Linked DNA regions of Homo sapiens: region 2 is linked to region 1. A link is an interaction called in ENCODE POLR2A ChIA-PET data of the cell type or tissue named here. Cell type or tissue: HepG2. All regions are shown on one strand.

What was found. ChIA-PET counts read pairs that join two places held together with the same protein. Peaks named below come from ENCODE experiments on the same cell type or tissue, not always from the same donor. Only the 100,000 strongest peaks of a DNase experiment are listed, where the experiment ranks them.
Region 2: POLR2A ChIA-PET joins it to region 1 with 5 read pairs; 4 of 35 experiments call an interaction of 5 or more read pairs at or near these places.

Annotation. Positions count from the first base shown.
Region 1 is chr2:61,675,597-61,683,596 of GRCh38, forward strand. No RefSeq gene overlaps it. Among named protein-coding and RNA genes, the nearest start is that of XPO1, 140 kb to the left of the region's middle. In HepG2, no CTCF peak of the experiment used is centred here; a DNase peak (open chromatin) is centred at 3,715.
Region 2 is chr2:61,621,673-61,629,672 of GRCh38, forward strand. No RefSeq gene overlaps it. Among named protein-coding and RNA genes, the nearest start is that of XPO1, 87 kb to the left of the region's middle. In HepG2, no CTCF peak of the experiment used is centred here; no DNase peak of the experiment used is centred here.

The sequences.
Region 1 (8,000 bases):
GATTGAAGACTGATCTCCCATCTCCTCAGATGCAGGACTTGATTCAAAGCCTTCTTCCCTGGCAATACTCAATGCCTCAATGATTGGCTGTCTGTGCACCAAGCAGCAGCACCTAGACCAAACCCTTGGCGTTTTAGTAGCATGCATGATAAGCTGAGCAGAAGAGATTGGCTTTATAGACAGAGAAAGGCTGAAGAAAGCGGAAGAGAGCAGAAGCAAAGAACACAGAATATTAGTTATTTCAAAGCAACTCTTCTTATAAGGTGGGAACAGGAGGCTAAAACAACAGAAAAACAGCTTATTAATGTCAGATTACATCAGGCTATTTCTTTTGTATAAGGATTAAAGCAGAGGGAACTTCATTATCATGTGGATTGAAGATTGAAACTGGCCTGTTCGAGGAAATTGGCTGTTATCTCTTTCTCCTGCCTTCTAGGAAGGTGAGATAAAAACTTAGTGTGGGTTTGATGACTTAGAACTTTAGCATGGGTGACTCCATTTTTTTTAGCCTTGTCTGTTGGGGCCTAGTACAGGAGCTTAGTCCAAAACAATGGCTTCCAATAATTTTTATTTCTACTAGCTTGGGTGGTTGAGTGTTTTTTTTTTTTTTTTTTTTTTGAGATGGAGTCTTGCTCTGTCACCCAGGCTGGAGTGCAGTGGCACGATCTTGGCTCACTGCAAGCTCCACCTCCCAGGTTCAGCCATTCTCCTGCCTCAGCCTCCCGAGTAGCTGGAACCTCAGGTGCCTGCCACCATGCCTGGCTAATTTTTTGTATTTTTAGTAGAGATGAGGTTTCACCGTGTTAGCCAGGATGGTCTTGATCTCCTGACCTCGTGATCCGCCTGCCTCGGCCTCCCAAAGTGTTGGGATTACAGGCGTGAGCCACTGCACCTGGCCAGTTGAGTGAATTTTGATATAGTTAATGGAAATATGGAACCCATAATGAGACCTACCTTCTCCTATCCTACTGCTTGTGATGTTGTTCTCATTTCCTCTTGCTTTAATTATGATAGTGTCCCATCAGTTTCCTTATTTTGCATCTCTGATGTATACTTTTCCACCGGAGTCCTCTGCCTGGAAGTGTGTTCAAGTTGCCCCTTTCCTCAACTACACTATTATTGTAGTCTTTTCTTTATTACCTCCATTGCCTCACTTTTTTTTTTTTTTTTTGAGATGGAGTCTCGCTCTGTGGCCCAGGCTGGAGTGCAGTGGCACAATCTTGGCTCACTGCAAGCTCCGCATCCTGGGTTCACGCCATTCTCCTGCCTCAGCCTCCCAAGTAGCTGGGACTACAGGCGCCCGCCACCATGCCTGGCTAATTTTTTGTATTTTTAGTAGAGATGGTGTTTCACTGTGTTAGCCAGGATGGTCTGGATCTGCTGACCTCGTGATCTGCCTGCCTCTGCCTCCCAAAATGCTGGGATTACAGGCGTGAGCCACTGTGCCTGGCCCCTACCTCACTTTTTTTAAACCACCACTCATCATACATTAATTCATCCACTTATTTATGAATATTTATGGAGAGCTTTCGATGTGCTAGTGTTAAATTAAGTTTAGCCTAAAGCTGTCTCTTTACATATTTTATTTTATTTATTTTTTGAAACAGGGTCTCACTCTGTCACCCAGGCTGGAGTACAGTAGCGGCAACATGGCTTACTGCAGTTTTGACCTCCCAGGCTCAGGTAATCCTCCCACCTCGGCCTCCCAGGTAGCTAGGACCACAGGTGCATGCCACTGCACCTGGCTAATTTTTTGTAGAGATGGGGTTTTGCCATGTTGCCCAGGCTGGTCTCACATTCCTGGGCTCAAGGGATCCACCCACCTCAGCCTCCCAAAATGCTGGGATTATAGGCATGAGCTGGCACACTCAGCCATATTTACATACATTAAAGGTTTCTCTGTACATAGTGAACTGTAATCTAACTGGATGTGTAAACAGACCATAACTGAAACTGTCTTTGCAAAGATTATGACAGAGAAATCTGACATGGCTGACTTGATCTTGCTTCTATCCTCAGGCTGGCTATGTCTGCTCATTCCTGGACATACGGCAAGCTAACCATGGGAATAATTTAGTATATTTATTTACTTATTTATGTTTGAGATAGGGTCTTACTCTGTTGCTTAGGCTGGAGTGTGACTTCCCCAGTTGCTTCTAGAGATAACATCACTATTGTGAACCTAAGATTGGTCTTTTGAGATGTATTTCAGACTTTTGCATTATGGCAACTGACTGACCCCACCCAGACTTGTGACTGTTGACCCAGCTGGTCCTGTGGCCCCCTACCCTGAGGTGGACTCGGCACACAAGGACTCTTTTCCACAACCCTGTGATTGCATTCCTAACCAGTCAGCAGCACCCATTCCCTAGTCCTTTGCCCACCAACCTATCCTTGAAAAACCCTAATCTCCAAGCCTTTGTGGAGACTGATTTGAGTAGTAACTCTATCTGCCATGTGGCTGGCCTGGCATTAATTAAACTCTTTCTCTACTGCAATACATGGCCTCAGTGAACTGGTTTTGCCTGTGTGATGGGCAGGGAGAATCCATCAAGTGATTACATAACCTACTCTGGTGCCAATCACCAAGTGTTGGCTAATCAAAGGTGGCCAGCTGTTCAAACTGGGTTCAAATAGGGCAAATGCCAAGCTGTAACCAATCTGTTTTTGCACCTCATCTGTACCTGACCTTTCTTTTTCTGTCCATAAAACTTCTTTGTCCAAGCAGTAGCACCAAACCCTCTCTGAACCTGTTCTGGTTTGGGGGCTTCCCAATTCATGAATTGTTCTTTGCTCAATTAAATTCTGTTAAATTTAAGTGTTGAAGGTTTTTCTTTTAACACTAGTTATGGTTCTAGGGTTTGGGGAGCACCAGCAAATAAAAGAGGCAACAATCTCTGCTTTCTTGGAATTCACATACTGTTCTACTTACTCCTTATTTCCTTTTATGTACTTCCACCATTTTCCTGGAATTTTTATTCTGAAGGTTGATGCTGACTTCAAGATCATTAAATCCAAGAGTCATTTCTTGGTCTCTTTGTGTTGACCCACTCTCTTTTCCTTTAGCTTCTTTAACTCTTGTCTCCACCTCTTCTGCTCTTCTTTCTATTCCCTGGATGCTTTATTTATGTTTCCTTCTCTGCCTTTCCTTCATTTGTTTCCCCCATCTTCCTACTCATGTTTCAAGGACCGAAGCCATGCTCACAGGGTTAACAAGAATTCTGGACAGAAATATAGTTATTATTAAGCACTAATCAGCCTGCACTTTGACTGACTTCCTTGTAAGTGAGTCTCTAGACACGGATGACACTAGATACTGTTTGCATTCCCACTGTTCCTATAGACAGGATTTCTGAAGTTAGATAAGATCTCTGATGTTAGAATCGTAAGATTTTATTTAAGAATTGCGTAAGTGAATCCTGAATTCCAGTAGACCAGCTGATGCCAATCAGTTTAAAGACCCCCCCACAGAAAAAACAAATCGGCATTAGAATATCATTTCCTCATCTTTCTCTCCCATGACTTTCCCTGCACTTGTCAGCCAATCAACAATCTCCACACTTCAGCCCACTCAAAAGCCCTTAAAATTCCTAGCCTCAGACTCCTCAGGAAGATAGATTTGAGGTTTTGTCCTGTTTCCTTGTTAGACAGCGCTACAAGTAAACACCTGTCTCTGCTGCAACACTGTGTCTCGGTGTGTTGACTTTCGGTGCACATTGAGCAATGGACCTATTAGGGCTACAGGACTAGCTCTCAGGACATTTGACTTGCACTGTAGCTACTCGGTTGTGTGTTTTATCTAGTCCATGGTTTCCTGAAGTATTTTCCATTGAACAGAAGTTCTTTAGATTGTTAATAGATGCTATATAACAAACGGGTTTGGTGATCACATTCTTTTGGGAAACTCTGAGCTTCTCTATGGCAGAACTTCTTAGAGTAATAAACATGCTCGTGAGAATTATGAACCACCTACAGAAGAAATGATATATGGTACCATGTTCCCTCATGTCTTTGATCATAGAACCTTATTTTTGAGTTGTATTTTGCAGGACTTCTGAAGAACACACTTCAGAAGACACTATGCTAGACAATAAGCTCTTTGAGAGCCAAGACCTTACTATATCTATTTGTTCATATATTCCCTAGAGAACTCCAAAGAATATTTTGGTTCTAGTAGGTATTCAATACACTTCAATAAGTACAGACTAAGTTGAAGGGATTCCAGGTACAAAAGTGAAAGGGCAGGAAAGCAGGGGTCATATTTAGGAACACTTGATTTAGTGGGGCAATAAATGATGAGGAGAAATCCTATAAACAATTATGTACCAACAAATTAGATAATTTATTCATAGAAAGATACAAGCTAACAAAAATTAACTCAAGAAGAAATAAACAATTTGAATAGGTCATAACAAGTAAATACATTTAATTAATAATAAAAAAAGCCAATCACCAAGAAAATCCTGGGCCCAGATGGCTTCACCACTGAATTATAACAAATAAAGGTACAGTAGGTACCATCAAGCCTGTGGATGGACGAATGGGAACTTTACCCATCAGTAATGGACTGCTAAAGGTTAGAAGAGGAGAATGACACAGTCAGGGCAGGCCAAATTCCTCTTTCCAAACAGAGATGCTGCTGACCTGCCTGGATCATCGACACTCCTAAACTGGGCTGGGCCAGATTGGTTCTGGATGTACTGGACACAGGTTCTGTGACATGCACTGTTTGATCAGACATGAAATTCAAGGCTGTGAGGTAGTCTCATCGTTCTGAGCAGGAATGTGGTATCAGAAATAGTCATAAATATCCTAAATCCCCAAATCGCCAGCAACAGGGCCTTAATACCACCCACTGGTCTAGAAATTAGTCTGAAAGTAGGTTATGCTGGTATGAAGTGGGCAGCTACCTGTTGCTTCAGGAAACTGATGTTACTTTGGCTAAATCAGGACAGGCTTGCTTTCATAATTTTTACTAAGGAATCAAAGCTTCTCAGAAAAATGTGACCAAAGCTCATCTCAAACTATAGCCATAAACATCACCCAAAATTGTCTTAAATATTACAAAATTCCCAAATGAGCTTTCTCCCTATACCTCTCCTTTTTTGTTTGTTTGTTTGTTTGTTTGCTTGTTTTTTGAGACAGTTTCACTTCGGTTGCCCAGGCTGAAGGTGCAGCGGCGTCATCTCGGCTCACTGCAACCTCTGCCTCCTGGGTTCACGTGATTCTCCTGCCTCAGCCTCCCGAGTAGCTGGGACTACAGGTGCATACCACCACACACAGCTAATTTTTTGTATTGTTAGTCAATACGGGGTTTCACTATGTTTCCCAGACTGGTCTCGAACTCTTGACCTCGTGATCCATCTGCCTCAGCCTCCCAAAGTGCTGGGATTACAGGCATGAGCCACCGTGCCCAGCCTCCATTTTTAATACTATAGGAATATTGATTAAATATGAACACAGATACTTTGTCTCACAAAATATCTTCTGCACATTGTCTGACTTCTATTCAATATATTATCACTGTTTGTATGTTAATTCCTGATCTTCAGTAAAACAGGAATGTGACCTCTGATACTGAGCCGGCTTACTTTGAGGCATTCAATGAATATCAGTATGACTTTTCTTTCATGTTCTTCTCACTACTATCTTTCTGTTTGGCAATCTCTGTGGCAAATATAATGTTTCATTTCCCTTACTATCTGAATTCATTCATTTGCCAAATGTTTATTGATCATTTTCTTTTTTTCTTTTCTTTCTTTCTTTTTTTTTTTTTTGAGATGGAGTCCTGCTCTGTCACCCAGGCTAGAGAGCAGTGGCGTGATCTTGGCTCACTGCAATCTCCGTCTCCTGGGTTCAAGCAATTCTCCTGCCCCAGCCTCCTGAGGAGTTGGGATTACAGGCACACACCACCATGCCTAGCTAATTTTTTTGTACTTTTAGTAGAGACGGGGTTCCACCATGTTGGGCAGGCTGGTCTCAAACTCCTGACCTCAGGTAATCTGCCTGCGGCCTCCCAAAGTGCTGAGATTGCAGGCATGAGCCACCATGCCTGGGCTATTGATCATTTTCTATGCTCCAAATGCTGACCTAGGCTCTGGGGATTGAGCAGTAAACAAAGTCCTGCCCTCATGGAACCTATGTTCTAGAGAAGGAGACAGATAATGAGCAAATAGATATGTAATAGCGGTGGTAGATGCTTTGTAGAAAAAGAGTCAAGGGCTAGAGAGTGGTAGCGCTGCTACTTTAGATAGGGTGGCTAGGCAACCAGGTTTCTCAGAAGCCATCACATTTTATTAAAAACCTGAAAGCAAGAGGAAACTTCACAGATATGTAGGGGAGGGTTGTTCTGGACAGAGGGAACCACAGGTACAAAGACTCTGAGATGTGAATGTGCTTCAGGTATGAAAAAAAAAAGGAAGCCAGAATGCAGCTCAATATACCAGGGGTGCCTAGTAGGAGATAAGGTTGGAGGAAAGGTGGGTGCTATCATCTGAATATTTGTGTCTCCAACCCCCCAAATTCATATGTTGAATCCTAACCCCTAAGGTGCTGGTATTAGGAAATGAGACCTTTGAGGGCCAGACAGTTGCAGTTACTATTTTTTTTTTAACAATAGTGATATCATATTGTCAGCTTCTCTCACTTATCTAGATAGCAAATTTTAGATTCTTTAAAAAAATTAAACTTTTGCTGGGCTTGGTGGTGCACACCTGTAGTCTCAGCTGCTTGGGAGGCTGAGGCAGGAACACCACTAGAGCCCAGGAGTTCCAGACTGGGCAACATAGTGAGACTTTGTTTCCTTTTTTTTCTTTTCTTTTTTTTTTTTGAGACAGAGTTTCACTCTTGTTGCCCAGGCTGGAGTGCAATGGTGTGATCTCAGCTCACTGCAACCTCCACCTCCTGGATTCAAGTGATTTTCCAGCCTTGGCCTCCAGAGTAGCTGGGATTACAGGCGACGCCCTCACACCCAGCTAATTTTTGTATTTTTAGTAGAGACAGGGTTTCACCAGGTTGGCCAGGCTGGTCTCAAACTCCTGACCTCAGGTGATCTACCCGACTCAGCCTCTCAAAGTGCTTGGATTACAGGCATGAGCCACTGCGCCCGGCTGTTTTTTTTTGTTTTTTTGTTTTTGTTTTGGTTGGTTGGTTTTGTTTTGTTTTGTTTTTTGACACAGAGTCTTGCTCTGTCACGCAGGCTAGAGTGCAATGGCACGATCTGTGCTCACTGCAACCTCCATCTCCTGGGTTCAAGCGATTCTCCTGCCTCAGCCTCCCAAGTAGCTGGGATTACAGGCGCATGCTACCATGCCTCCTGGCTAATTTTTGTATTTTTAGTAGAGACAGGGTTTCACCATGTTGACCAGGCTGGTTTTGAACTCCTTACCTCAAATGATCTGCCTGCCTTGGCCTCCCAGAGTGTTGGGATTACAGGTGTAAGCCACTGCGCCCGGCCAAGACCTTGTTTTAAAAAAATAAATAAATAAATAAACTTTTAATTTTGAGATCATTGTAGATTCATATGTTGTAAAAAATAATTCAGATAAATCCTATGTACATTTTACCCAGTTTCCCCAAGTGTTAACATCTTGCAAAGTTAAACTATAGTATCACAACCAGGATACTGACATTGATACAGAATATTTCCATCACCACAAGGATCCCTCACGTTGCCCTTTTATAGCCACGCCCACTTTAGTAGGCTTGAGCCCGGGAGGAAGAGGTTGCAGTGAGCCGAGATCACACTGCTGCACTCCAGCCTGGGTGACAGAGCAAGAACTGTCTCAAAAAGAGAAAAAAAAGAAAAAAAAGGAGGGGTATTAGGGAGCTTGCTAGCCCCTCTCCCCTGCCACTATGTGAGGACACACAAAGGCACCATTAATGAAAAATGAGCCCTCACCAGATACCTAATCTGCTGGTGCCTTGATTTTGGACTTCCCAGCCTCCAGAACGGTGGACAATGAATATTTGTTGTTTATAAATTACCCAGTCTAAGGTAT
Region 2 (8,000 bases), 54 kb before region 1:
CTAGGAATGCTTTGCAGTTACAACTTTTGGGACAGTTCCCCCTACTGCTCAGCTCAGCAACTTTCCTTACTGTCCACGGTGGGCAGGGGTGGGGATGGGTTTACTTTGGGTCCAGTCTTTTTTTTTGTTTTCTTTGAGTTGGAGTCTCACTCTTGTTACCCAGGCTGGAGACGGAATGCAATGGTGTGATCTTGGGTTGCTGCAACCTCCATCTCCTGGGTTCAAGTGATTCTCCTGCCTCAGTCTCCCAAGTAGCTGGGATTACAGGTGCCTGCCACCATGCCCAGCTAATTTTTGTATTTTTAGTAGAGATGGGGATTTCACCATGTTGGCCAGGCATGCCAGGATGGTCTTGAACTCCTCACCTCAGGTGCTCCACCCGCCTCAGCTTCCCAAAGTGCTGGGATTACAGGTGTGAGCTGCCGCTCCCGGCCATGGTCCAGTCTTTATGAGGGCAGCATCTCCTATTAGTCTCCCATATTGGATGGGTCCTGAACTTTGTCTTCCATGAAAACTGAAGTTCAAGTTTGCCAAGTTTGGAAAGTAGCTTCAATACTCCACTTAGGGTTCATGCCTTCTCTTAGATTTTAGCATGATGCTTTCCTTACTATATTGCAAACTGCTTTTTAAAAAAGATGCTTTTGATATTTAAAACAGTAATTAGTTGTTGTTTTCAACAAGAGGGTCAGTGTAGCTTGCTGTATTACTGGAAATAGAAGTCCTTATCTCAATAAATTGTACCTTCAATCACTTGGTTGTTCGCTTCAGGAACATCGGAGTCCGTTTTTTGTTTTGTTTTGTTTTTGTTTTTGTTTTTTTTGAGACAGGGGTCTCACTCTGTTGCCCAGGCTGGAGTGCAGTGGTGTGATTATAGCTCACTGCAGCCTTGATCTCCTGGGCCGAAGCGATCCTTCCATTTCACTTTCCCAAGTAGCTGGGACTACAGGTATGTGCCACCATGCCCAGATAATTTTGCTTATTTTTTTAGAGATGAGGTCTCATTATGTTGCTCAGGCAGCAGAGTCTTTTTTTTTTTTTTTAAAAAAAACAGCTTTTTGAAGTATAATTCAGGCCCGGCATGGTGACCAACATTTTGGGCAGCCCAGGCAGGAGGATTGCTTGAGCTCAGGAGCTGAAGACCAGCCTGGGCAATATGGTGAAAATTGATCTTTACAAAAAAAAAAATTACAAAAATTAGCCAGGTGTAGTGGCATGTGTCTGTAGTCCTAGCTACTTAGAAGGATGAGGACTGATTGAGTCCAGGAGGTCGAGGCTACAGCGAGCTGTGATCATGCCACTACACTCCAACCTGGGCAACAGAATGAGACCTTGGTTCGAAACAAAAACAAAAACAAAATATACGCCAGGCACAGTGGCTTACGCCTGTAATATCAGCATTTGGGAGGCCAAGGTGGGCGGATCACTTGAGGTCAGGAATTCAAGACCAGTCTGGCCAACATGGTGAAACCCCCTCTCTACTAAAAAATATAAAAATTGGCTGAGTGTGGTGGTGCGTGCCTATAATCCCAGCTACTCCGGAGGCTGAGGTGGGAGAATTGCTCGAACCTGGGAGGCAGAGGTTGCAGTGAGCCGAGATGGTGCCATAGCACACCAGCCTGTGCGACAGAGTGAGACTCCATCTCTCTCTCTCTCTCTCACACACACACACACACACACCAAAAAAAAAAAAACAAAAAAACACAAAATAAATAAATAAATAAAACCTCCCAAAATAAATTAACATACCATACAGTTCACCCATTTAAAGTACGCAATTTGGCGGGGCACGGTGGCTCATGCCTGTAATCCCAGCACTTTGGGAGGCCTAGGCAGGTGGGTCACTTGAGGTCAGGAGTTTGAGACCAGCCTGGCCAACATGGTAAGACCCCGTCTCTACTAAAAATACAAAAATTAGCTGGGCGTGGTGGCAGCAGGCACCTGTAATCCCAGCTACTTGGGAGGCTGAGGCAGGAGAATCACTTGAACCCTGAAGGTAGAGGTTTCAGTGAGCCGAGATCATGCCATTGCACTCCAGCCTGGGCGACAAGGGTAAAACTCCATCTAAAAAAAAAAAAAATTAGCTGGGCGTGGTGGTATGCACCTATAATCCCAGTTACTCGGGAGGCTGAGGCAGGAGAATACCTTGAAGCCGGGAGGTGGAGGTTGCAAGATCTTACCACTGCATTCTGGCCTGGGTGACAGAGCAAGACGCTGTCTCAAAAAGTAATAAAATAAAATAAAATAAAATAAAATAAAATAAAATAAAATAAAATAAAATAAAATAAAATAAGATAATAAAGTATGCAATTTGGCTGGGTGCAGTGGCTCATTCCTGTAATTCTAGCACTTTGACAGCCCAGGAGTTTGAGACCAGCTTGGGCGAGATGGTGAAACTTTGTCTCTATTAAAAATAAAAAAAATTAGCCAGACATGGTGGCATGTGCCTGTAGTCCCAGCCACTCAGGAAGCTGAAGTGGGAAGATCCCTTGAGCCTGGGAGATTGAGGCTGAAGTGAGCTTAGATTGCACCACTGCTCTCCAGCCTGGATGACAGAGCAGGACCCTGTCCTAAATAAATAAATAAATAAATGGAATAAAAAATAAAGCACACAATTCAATAGCTTTTAGAATATTTGCAGAGTTATGCACCCATTGCCACCATCAATTTTATAACATTTTATTATCCCAAAGAGAAACCCTTATCCACTATCCACCAATCTACTGATCATTCCCTCAGCCCTAGGCAACCATTAATCTACTTTCTGTCGCTATAGATTTGCCTATTCTGAACATTTCATATGAAGGGAATCACACACTATGTAGTCCTTTGTGATGGCTTCACTTAGCATCAGGTTTTCAAGGTTCATCCATGTTGAGTCTAGATACCTCCATTTCTCTCATCAAGTTATTATGCTCCAGCCTTACTGAAGCAGCCATGCTCTTTTTCTCACATCAGCATCTTTGGAAATGTTCTCCCCACAGGCACTGTTGATTGGCTCAGCCAATATTCATTGCAACCTTCTTCTAGTATGTCCTGCGCTATGGCCAAAACTGGAACACTAACCAGACATTTCCCAGAGCTCCTTTCAGCTAGATGAAAAATAGAACATAAGTTCTGCCAAGCAGATGCTCCCATTTGAGATTTGAATTCACAATTGAGTAAAATTGGGTAGAGGAGTCATCTGCATCATCGGCATGAATTGTAGAAGAGGAGGCAATGTGCTCCTGGTCAGCAACTTCCTGTGGGGCAGCTATGATGTTCACCCACAGAAGAAGCTGTAGGATTCTGGGGTTGATGATTGTTCCTAGAAGCTCCACCTCAAACCTGCTTCTCCAGCTCATCAAATGTTAATTTTGTACACCTGCTAATATCTGATCATAAGTGCATTTTATTGTCCTTGGAAGAGACTTTAAGAGCCTCTGTGGTTTGTTCTCTTCCCGAACTCCAACGAAATGAAATTCTTGTCATTCAAGATCGGTGACTGGGCCAAGCATGGTGGCTCACGCCTATAATCCCAGCACTTTGGGTGGTCAAGGTGGGTGGATCACTTGAGGTCAGGAGTTCGAGACCAGCCTGGCCAACATGGTGAAACCCCGTCTCTACTGAAAATACAAAAATTAGTCAGGCGTGGTGGCGCATACCTGTAATCCCAGCTACTTGGGAGGCAGAGGCACTAGAATTTCTTGAACCTGTGAGGTGGAGGTTGCAGTGAGCTGAGATCACGTCACTGCAGTCCAGCCTGGGTGAAAGAGTGAGACTCTGTCTCAAAAAAAAAAAAAAAAAAAAATCGGTGACTAGCTAGTTGTTCTGTTTTAAAAGATCTCCAGAGACTGAAATCTTGAAATCTTGAAATCCCCTGTCCTAAGTTACAAGGTCTCCCTCACAGTCAAGTAGCTTTTCTTCATATCAAAGCAAACACTTTAGAGCAGTGCTGTTCAATAGAAATAGGATCCAGGCCACATAGGGAATTCCAGATTTTCCAGTAGCCATATTTAAAAAGTAGAAAGGAAATTAGTGAAATTAATTTTAACGATATATTTTATTTAACCCAATATGCCCCAAATTTTATTGTGTCAACAAGTAATCAATATAAAAAGCAGGCTGGGCCGGGCACAGTGGCTCACGCTTGTAATCCTAGCACTTTGGGAGGCCGAGATGGGCGGATCACGAGGTCAGGAGATCGAGACCATCCTGGCTAACACAGTGAAACCCTGTCTCTACTAAAAACACAAAAAATTAGCTGGGCGTGGTGGCAGGCGCCTATAGTCCCAGCTACTCGGAGGCTGAGGCAGGAGAATGGCATGTACCCGGGAGGCAGAGCTTGCAGTGAGCCGAGATTGTGCCACTGCACTCCAGCCTGGGCGACAGAGCCAGACTCTGCCTCAAAAAAAAAAAAAAAAAAAAAAAAAAAAGTAGGATGGGTGCGGCAGCTCACCGTAATCCCAGCACTTTGGGAGTCTGAGCAGGGAGGATCGCTTGAAGCCAGGAGTTCAAGATCAGTCTGGCGAAACAGCAAGACCCCATCTCTGCAAAACTAAAAAATAAATTAGCCAGGTGTGGTGGTGCACCTCTGTGGCCCCAGCTACTCCAGGGACTAAGGTGGGAGGATTACTTGAGTTGAGGAGGTCGAGGCTACAGTAAGCTGTGATTGTATCACTGCATCCCAGCCTGGGCCATAGAGCAAGACTCCATCTCTAAGAAAAAATTAAAAACAAAAAAGTAAAAAGTTATTAACACGAACTTTTTGAAATCCAGTGTGTATTTTATACTTGCAGTTCATCTCAGCTTGGACCAGCCACATTTCAAGTGCTTAACAGCCACATGTGGCACGTAGCCACCTATATTAGACAGAGTAGCTTTAGAGCCATTTAATACCCCTCCCCTTGGTTTCCCTTGGAAACCAACAGAATAGATCCCTTATGATAAACTTTCAGATAAAAGACAAGGATCGAGTCACTCTCTCATCCTGAACCACCTTTGCTCTTGCTCACTACACCACACAGGGTCTTCTTTCAGTTCCTTAACTGTGTCCAGCTCTTTGCTGCCCCAGGGCATGGGCACCTGCTGTCCCCCACACCCAGAATGTTCTCCCCTTTTATTCTCCCCCAGCGAACTCCAGCGTAGCCTTCAGTTTTGGCTGAGGAGTTGCTTCCTCAGAGCTCTTCCTGACCAGTGTCCCACTCACTACCCATCTGAATTTGATTTTTCTGTTATTCTTGCCCACCACAGCACATATTTATTCTCCATAACTCTCTGCACAATTTGTATGAAGTAACTTTTCATGTGATTGCTTGATGTCTATCTCCCTACCAGACTGCAGGCTCCCTGGGGGCAGGAACCCTGTTTAATTGACTCATTGCAGTATCCCCAGCACCTGGCATGGTTCATGGCAGTAGCAAGCATTCCAGGACTTTTGCTGAATAAATAGAAGTGCAATATGACTTTTCTTTCTTTTATTTTCTTTCTTTTCTTTTTTTTTCTTTTTCTTTCTTTCTTTTTTTTTTTTTTTTTTCTGAGACCGAGTCTTGCTCTCTTGCCCAGGCTGGAGTGCAGTGGCAAAATTTCAGCTCACTGCAACCTCTGCTTCCTGGATTCAAGCAATTCTCCTGCCTCAGCTTCCCAAGTAGCTGGGATTACAGGTGCACACCACCACGCCAGGCTAATTTTTCTATTTTTAGTAGAGATAGGGTTTCCTATGTTGGCCAGGCTGGTCTCGAACTCCTGACCTCAGGTGATCTGCCTGCCTCGGCCTCCCAAACTGCTGGGATTACAGGTGTAAGCCACCATGCACCTGGCCAGTATGACTTTTTTTTTTTTTTGAGACAGAGTCTCGCTCTCTCCCCCAGGCTGGAGTGCAGTGGTGCGATCTCAGCTCACTGCAAGCTCCGCCTCCCGGGTTCACACCATTCTCCTGCCTCAGCCTCCCGAGTAGCTGGGATTACAGGCGCCCACCACCACTCCCGGCTAATTTTTTGTACTTTTAGTAGAGACGGGGTTTCACTGTGTTAGCCAGGATGGTCTCGATCTCCTGACCTTGTCTGCCCGCCTTGTCCGAACTTGTCTGCCTGATCCGCCTGCCTCAGCTTCCCAAAGTGCTAGGATTACAGGCATGAGCCACCATGCCCGGCCCAGTGTGACTTTTAAAGCTTGTGTTGGACATGGGATGTGGTTGGCCCTTCCTCTTCTGACCTCCTACCCCTCCACTGGCAGGAAGTTCAGCACATATTTGGAACTCCATGAAAACAGCTGGGACCAGGGCAAGCGCCTTCAGTCCTACTTCGGAATGCAGCAACTCCCTGTAAAAATCACAGGAAAAAGCTGAATTATGAGTTTGTTGTTGTTGCTTGGCTTCTTTTCTTTTTTTTTGAATTATGAATTTTAATATTGCTGATAACACTCACAGTAGGTTAAGGTGTGTCCATTGAATGAACATAAGGCTTTTTAATGTTAATAATAATAAAGATTCACTGGGCGCGGTGCCTCACACCTTTAATCCCAGCACTTTGGGAAGCTGAGGTGGGCGGATCACCTGAGGTCAGGAGTTTGAGACCTGCCTGGCCAACGTGGTGAAATCCTGTCTCTACTAAAATACAAAAAGTAGCCAGGTGTGGTGGCGCACACCTGTAATCCCCACTACTCGGGAGGCTGAGGCAGCAGAATCACTTGAACCAGGGAGGTGGAGGTTGCAGTCAGTCGACATTGCGCCACTCCACTCCAGCCTGGGAGACAGAGCAAGACTTCATCTCAAAAAAAAAAAATTAAAAATAAAGACTCACAGAAAAGGGAAGGCTAGTTTTGTTTTTGTTTTGTGAGACTCTTGCCCAGTCTGAAGTGTAGTGGTGCAATCATGGCTCACTGCAGCCTTGATCTCCTGGGCTCAAGCAATCCTCCCATCTCAGCCTCCTGAGTAGCTGGGACTGCAGGTGCATGCCACCACACTCAGTTAATTTTTCTTTTTTCTTTTTTTTTTGTAGAGATGAGATCTCACCATGTTTCCCAGGCTGGTCTCCAACACCTGGGCTCAAGCAATCTTTTTTTTTTTTTAGATGGAATTTCGCTCTTGTTGCCCAGGCTGGAGTACAATGGCGTGGACTCAGCTCACCACAGACTCCGCCTCCTGGGTTCGAGCAATTCTCCTGCCTCAGCCTCCCAAGTAGCTGGGATTACAGACATGTGCCACCACGCCCGACTAATTTTGTATTTTTAATAGAGATGGGGTTTCTCTGTATTGGTCAGGCTGGTCGCGAACTCCCAACCTCAGGTGACCCACCCGCCTCGACCTCCCAGTGTGCTGGGATTACAGGCGTGAGCCACCGCGCCCGGCCACAAGCAATCTTCTTGCTTTGGCCTTTCAATGTGTTGGGATTACAGGCGTGAGCCACCGTGCCCAGTGGCAAAGCTAGTTGAATGAAGAGGGCAAAGAAGCCAGCCTTCTGGTCGGGAGTTGTTGATGATCTGATATGAGGCCCCTCCTCACTTTCTCTCCACCCCCTGCCTCCCTTCCTGTGCCCAAACTTGTTATTTATTCAGGCCAACCATAGTAGCCTGCAATAGCACCCAGCTTCCTTTCTTCGCTCCTTCTTTCTTTTCTTCCATCCTTCTTTCCCTCCTTCCTTTTCTTTTTCTTTCTTGCTCTCTTTCCCCCACTTTTTCTTTTTTTTTCGACAGGGTCTTGCTCTGTCACCCAGGTTGGAGAAGAGTGACACTATCACAGTTCACTACAGCCTGGACGTCCTGGGCTCAAGCTATCCTCCCACCCCAGCTTCATGAGTATCTGGGATTATAGGCATGTGCCACCACACCCAGCCTGAACCCAGCTTTTAAAAGAGATGTCAAAATATACTAAACATATTTAATGGTCTCCCACAGTACTTTTTTTTTTTTTTTTGAGACGGAGTCTTGCTTTGTTGCCCAGGCTGGAGTGCAGTGGCTCCATCTTGGCTCACTGCAACCTCCGCCTCCTGGGTTCAAGAAATTCTAGTGCCTCAGCCTCCTGAGTA